Regions from separate parts of the Homo sapiens genome. Here region 2 is linked to region 1. The links are chromatin loops, found by intact Hi-C in ENCODE. Cell type or tissue: PC-3. All regions are shown on one strand. Each heading gives the region's core, and the rest is flanking DNA. Links, peaks and the distances in the headings are about the cores only. Region 1 has its middle 100 kb from the start of MDH1. Region 2 overlaps UGP2 (UDP-glucose pyrophosphorylase 2).

Evidence for each region. Hi-C counts contacts between places; a loop is a spot of excess contacts. Peaks named below come from ENCODE experiments on the same cell type or tissue, not always from the same donor. Only the 100,000 strongest peaks of a DNase experiment are listed, where the experiment ranks them.
Region 2: a loop joins it to region 1, with 6 times the contacts of the local background. A loop is called at or near these places in 49 of 110 quality-filtered maps.

Annotation. Positions count from the first base shown.
Region 1 is chr2:63,690,732-63,693,662 of GRCh38, reverse strand. It overlaps a transcript of WDPCP not described here. Among named protein-coding and RNA genes, the nearest start is that of MDH1, 100 kb to the right of the region's middle. In PC-3, for the core only: a CTCF peak has its summit at 1,446 (motif pointing left); no DNase peak of the experiment used is centred there.
Region 2 is chr2:63,890,315-63,893,160 of GRCh38, reverse strand. UGP2 (UDP-glucose pyrophosphorylase 2) reads right to left here. Exons shown (of 10, transcript NM_006759.4): 10 at 1,601-2,041. The coding sequence ends at 1,934. It overlaps VPS54 (VPS54 subunit of GARP complex), which reads left to right. Exons shown (of 23, transcript NM_016516.3): 23 at 1-1,011. Among named protein-coding and RNA genes, the nearest start is that of UGP2, 50 kb to the right of the region's middle. In PC-3, for the core only: no CTCF peak of the experiment used is centred there; a DNase peak (open chromatin) is centred at 1,400; H3K4me3 peaks cover 579 bases; H3K27ac peaks cover 1,780 bases.

The sequences.
Region 1 (2,931 bases), core at 111-2,610:
ACCTTATTTTCCACAACCCGCCTTGGGGGTCTGTTCTGATCAGGTCTTATTGGTTTCTAATCTCTGTACTCCTGGGGCTGTCAGAGTAGTACCTTTCCTACTTCCTCCTTGTCCCCTCAAATCCTCCCCACTGTTCAGGCCTAGCTCCATTCAACTCCCACCACCTCCATTAAATTCTATCTATCTATCTATCTATCTATCTATCTATCTATCTATCTATCTAATATCTATATCTACTGTAGTCTATAGCCATCTTTTCTTTTGCTTGGTTATATTTTTAAATTACTATCTGTACCACTAATATGGTATTTTATTATACATACCAGCTTATACCATCTTCTGCACTGTTTTCTTGAAGAGTTACTTAATATTCATGGGTATACGAACATATTTTTGTAAACTATAAAACATCTTACCAATGTAAAGTTTATTCCCTAGTTTATAGTCCCCTTGTGCATATATTTTTGTATGACATCTAGGAGAGCGCTGTATTCTCCAATTAATATTTTCTGATGAGTGAATGCATGGAAGACCACTGGAATTGGAGCTAAACCACCAGAGTTTGCATTTGCCACTTGTCACCTCTCTGACTTTGAACTAGTTATTTAATCTCCATGCCTCAGTTTTTTATCTGTAGAATGGGGATAATAATGGTATCTACCTCATAAAGTTGAGAATTAAATGAATTTATACATTTTAAGTGCCTAAAACAGCTTGCTTATGTAGCACATAGCCAGTGCTCAATAAATGTTAGTTGAATGAATGAATGAGACAGAATGCATTTCAATTAAAATCTAGAAACAACAGTGTTATATTTTATTATCCCTGGAACTGTCATTATAAGATAGTACATAATACATAAGAATGTCAAGGGAAATCAGTATATCTGTTTGAGATATAAGCCATTATGTATATATTTATTCCTAGATATATTTTTCAGAATGAAGCTTATATTCTATATTACTTAATTTGTACTTCTTAAATTTCAAAAATCATTTAAGGCCTATCTAAAAGAGATTTTAGTACAGTCACTTTTCTAAACATCACATTACTTTTAGATCTGAATAAATAATGATTGCTGAATATTCTTGACCTTGGTTTATACTGTTTAGAAGATGACACTTAAAAGCAGCAATTAATTCCAGTCAATTTGCTCTTGATATCTGTGTTGAACTACTTTTGCATATATTATGGGTAAATTTTGATGTAGAAGTTGACAGTAATAACTTCATGATGAACTTCTTGAAAACTATTTTCTTCTAAAATTTTACCAAAACATTTAACTTGCCTAAGTTAATTTAACAAGTTAAATGTTTTCATTTTTACCATTCCAGTTTCTCTCATACACACACATACACACACAGAGAGAATGTAAAAAAGATTTCCTGTAGTAATGATTTACACATACATCAGTTTTAAATTATGTCGTGATTTTTTTTGTTGTTGCTCTGTAGAGCCATCTGCTGGTCAATGCTGTGTTTTATATACTTATATTAAAGTTTTTCTCTGTGTAATGTAAGGCTCTAACAAAATCAGGCACTCCCAGTAAGAGTAGAGCTAGAAATCTGTGGCTCAAACAAAACTTGAAGAAAATGTCCTTCCAGGAATAATTATTGAGAGTAACTTGTAATAGTATACTGGAGAAAATAATCATTTATAGACAATGAGTAGGTCCTATATTTTTTTATAATTATTTCATTCATTCAGTAAATATTTGTAAACTTCTTCCTGCTAATAGAATAGAAAAATACACACACACACACACACACACACACACACACACACACACTTTGTAGTATATAATTTTTAAAAATCTTGTATAGATCATACCTTTCTACTTATTAAAGTTAACAAAGTAAACCAAAACTTTTTTATTCTCCTTTTGTATGTCAGTTACATTTTTATCACTTATAATTGGCATTCCTCCTTCAGCATCAGTATGAACTCACAGCCTTTTACAGTCTCAGCTGGTTTCAGTTACCCATTATTATTGATATTACTACTTCTTTTTCTTTTTTTCTTTTTTTGAGATGGAGTTTAGCTCTTGTTGCCCAGGCTGGAATGCAGTGGCACAATCTTGGCTCACTGCAACCTCCGCCCCCCAGGTTCAAGCGATTCTTTCACCTCAGTCTCCCCAGTAGCTAGGATTACAGGTGCCCACCACCACGCCCAGCTGATTTTTGTGTTTTTAGTGGAGGTGGGGTTTCAACGTGTTGGCCAGGCTGGTCTCCAACTCCTGACCTCAAGTGATCTGCCCGCCTTAGCCTCCCAAAGTGTTGGGATTATAGGCATGAGCCACTGCGCCCAGCCTACTACTTCTTTTCTGATACACAAATGTTCATAACCTGTTCAGGGGAGGCGTCCTTATATAGTGCCTTCTGTCCTCTAAGCATTTCTATCCTTGTATCCTATCCAAACATCCTGATGTTTCAGATCCAACATAATTTTTTCCTGCCCTCAAACTATGGAGTCAACCATCCCCCAAATTTCCTGGTTCATATTAATGGATAATAGAGACTAAAAGCTGGATGCTAAGGGTGCCCACGTGAGATTTAGTTGAGAGCAAAAATGCTATCATTGATGTTATTGTTGCTTATAACAGATCCAGATAAATATATGTTTTAAGGTTATGCATGTACATTCATTTCTCCCCACTGATATACATTTGCATTACATTTCCCTACCCAACTATTCTTGAATTATGTGGTTTTTTTTTACTATTACCATGGCATTCCCCTATGTAATTTAATGTGCCACCTTTGGTAGATATTTATATTAATTCCAATCTTTTGCTTTTAACAACTACGCAATGGAATCATTACAGGTAAACTTTACACATATTCATAATTATTACCTCGGAGCAATCTGCTTGAAGTTTTTTGTGGGTTTTTGTTTGTTTGTTTGTTTTGTTTTGTTTTCTCGAGACAGGGT
Region 2 (2,846 bases), core at 347-2,846, 200 kb before region 1:
ACCAAATCCAAAAGAACACATAGCTGTAACACAGCTGTAGTTGACTAGAATGCTCTGTATACTTTATATTAAAAAATGCTTTGCATTTCTTCCAGTGCAATGAAATTCATATGGTGTCCCACCTTATTTAATGATGGTACAATTTAAAATCTTAGTCAACTTCTGTAGAAAGTTTTCTCTATGAAAGTAAAGCTGTTTGAAAAATTATTATTTTTTTACAGATCTTTCTATAAAAAATAAACATCTTTTGATTGCTTGGATTTAGGAATTCAATTTTTGTTTCAGTGACCAATGTCAAGTTGCAGGCTTTGTGTGTTGCATATTTAATATTTCTACTACCACCGTATGTCAACTGGGTAAAGCCTTCCAGAGCTCTCTAAATACCTGAAAGACTTAAGCCTTTTTTTAAGTAATTAATACTTAAAAAAAAAGATCCTGGCATCTATTTATGCAACTAAATACTTTTCAGAAATGGTATATAAAAGGCTACAGTTTAATATCTGTATTTTTATAAAAGTATGATGAAGGGTTTGGGGTGTTTTTATTTGTAGCAGAGGTAAGAATATGTATTCATATAATCTGCCTACTTTTGAGTTCTCATATTAACATTTAGATAACATATGAAGTATGGCCCCCTTGGATCCTTGTTTTTAAGTTACTTTCGATGTGTATACGAACAAAGACCAGGGAGAAACAGAACTTTTAAAACTATAGGCTGCTGTGTTGGGGCCAGAAATAAGGTGACAAGTAAAGACTTTTATAATACCTACCTTCAAAATTAGAATCAGCAGCACTGTACAAATAAAGTGCCTGTGCTTCACCTCACACCAAGAATCTTGCCTAACCCTGTCAGAGTGCCTAATATCCTGTGGTGATTATGTATAATGAAACAGTCTTATTTTGTGCTCTTTGGTTTCTTAAAAGGAAAGCTTGTTTTCTTTCCTTTATCATTACAGAGGTATGTCTTTGGTTCTTAAACTATCTGTCTAAAATAAAGCTGTAAAAAATTAACAGACTTTAAAAGGCAACTTTTTTTTAAGTGGTATATTGTGAACTTTAAACAAGCAGCCTACTCAAAACAAGTATGGATGAATTTAAAGAAAAGGCATAAATTGAACTACCAGCAGACCTGAATGGAAAGATTATTAATGATCATTTTTTCAGTGATAATAAACAAGCTTCAGGAAATGAAGCTTCAGGGAAAGGGAACTTTTTATGAAGCTATACCCCCTACCTCACTATAGAAGAGTACAAGGATGTGAAGAAATGCCTTCCCTTTGCCCACCCCCGTCAGCTGGGAAAATAAATGCCACTTTGTTTCAATAAATGGAGAGTTTGTGGAAAGCATGGCAGGCATCCCAGTTTTAGAACTAGATGAAAGGTAGGTACTAAAGAAAATACCTTCAGTTTAATTCCTGTGGAAATAATGGTATGATTAAGATTCTTAGAAATGCCAAAAACTGGACTCATTAAGTACACACTGGCTAGGTAACTAGCCAGTGTGTACTTAAAGGGCAAATCTTCCAACTAATATAGTAACTGTCTAACAACAATAAACCAGTTTATAGTTAGCATTATAAAGTACCAGTGTACACAAGTATTGCTTCACTGCTTTATTTTTGAAATCACAAGCAATTCAAAGTGATCATCATTGAGGCTTCTGTTAAAAGTTCTTCCAAAGTTGCCCAGTTTTAAGATTAAACAATATTGCACTTTAAGATGAACTAACTTTTGGGATTCTCTTCAAAGAAGGAAAGTATTGCTCCATCTGTGCTTTTCTTAGACTAAAAGCATACTGCAGAAAACTCTATTTTAAAAATCAACACTGCAGGGTACAGTAACATAGTAAAGTACCTGCCTATTTTAGAATCCTAGAGAACATTTCATTGTAAGAAACTAGCCCATTATTTAAGTGTCCACAGTATTTTTCATTTCAGTGGTCCAAGATGCGAAGGTTTCCAGACACAATCTTGTTCTCTAATACTGCTCCAGGTGGGATATCAATTCTGTCACCATGATTTGCAATGATGATAACCGTTCCCTAAGTGACAGGGAAAACAAAAGAGTGTACTTGCAACTGAAATGCAATTTGATTATCTTACAGTGATCAAGTTTATGTACAACTTTTTTTTTTTTACAGTGAAGTAACTTTTTTTATAAACAATATTAAACATGAAAAACAAATAACAGTTAAGGAAAATTGTAATGTGTCCTTCTGTAACAATCCTGGCAGTAGTTCTAGATTCTCTGTCTCCTTGTTAGAGGTAGAACTAAGAGCGGGAAGTGGACCCGGTGCCACAGCATGGCCAGCCCCTTTTGGAGGCCTACTTGCAAGGCCACCAGCATTATCTAACCTTCATAGAGAAATTAAAAGGTGCTTGGTTTACATTTACATATAGGGCTTTTGTTGTTGTTTTTATAACAGTTTACTGATAAGATTTTTCATGTCTTAAGTCTTTAGGCAGTCTCAGCAATAAAATTCAATATATGTATTTGTTTTTTCAAGATCTTCATTTAAGTAAGTAGCTTTAATGGGAGGAGTATATGAAATCTAGTTAGGAGATTTTTTAAAAAATTACATGATTTGGAAAAAGCTATTGTATCTTTGGTGAGCTTTAATACTTTTATACCCCCGTTTCCCTCCTATTTCTTACGTGAGGCTGGAATGACACTGAAGAGTACCTGAGTACTACAATAATGTAAATGAATATTCTTACAGTGATAACATTCCTTTAATAGGTTATATTCAGTACAAATTGTCATTTTTTTTCTGCTTTTACTCAATCATCTTTAGTAAGCTAATGCTAATAGTGATCCTATTTTAAAGATTCTCATTTCAGTAAAAT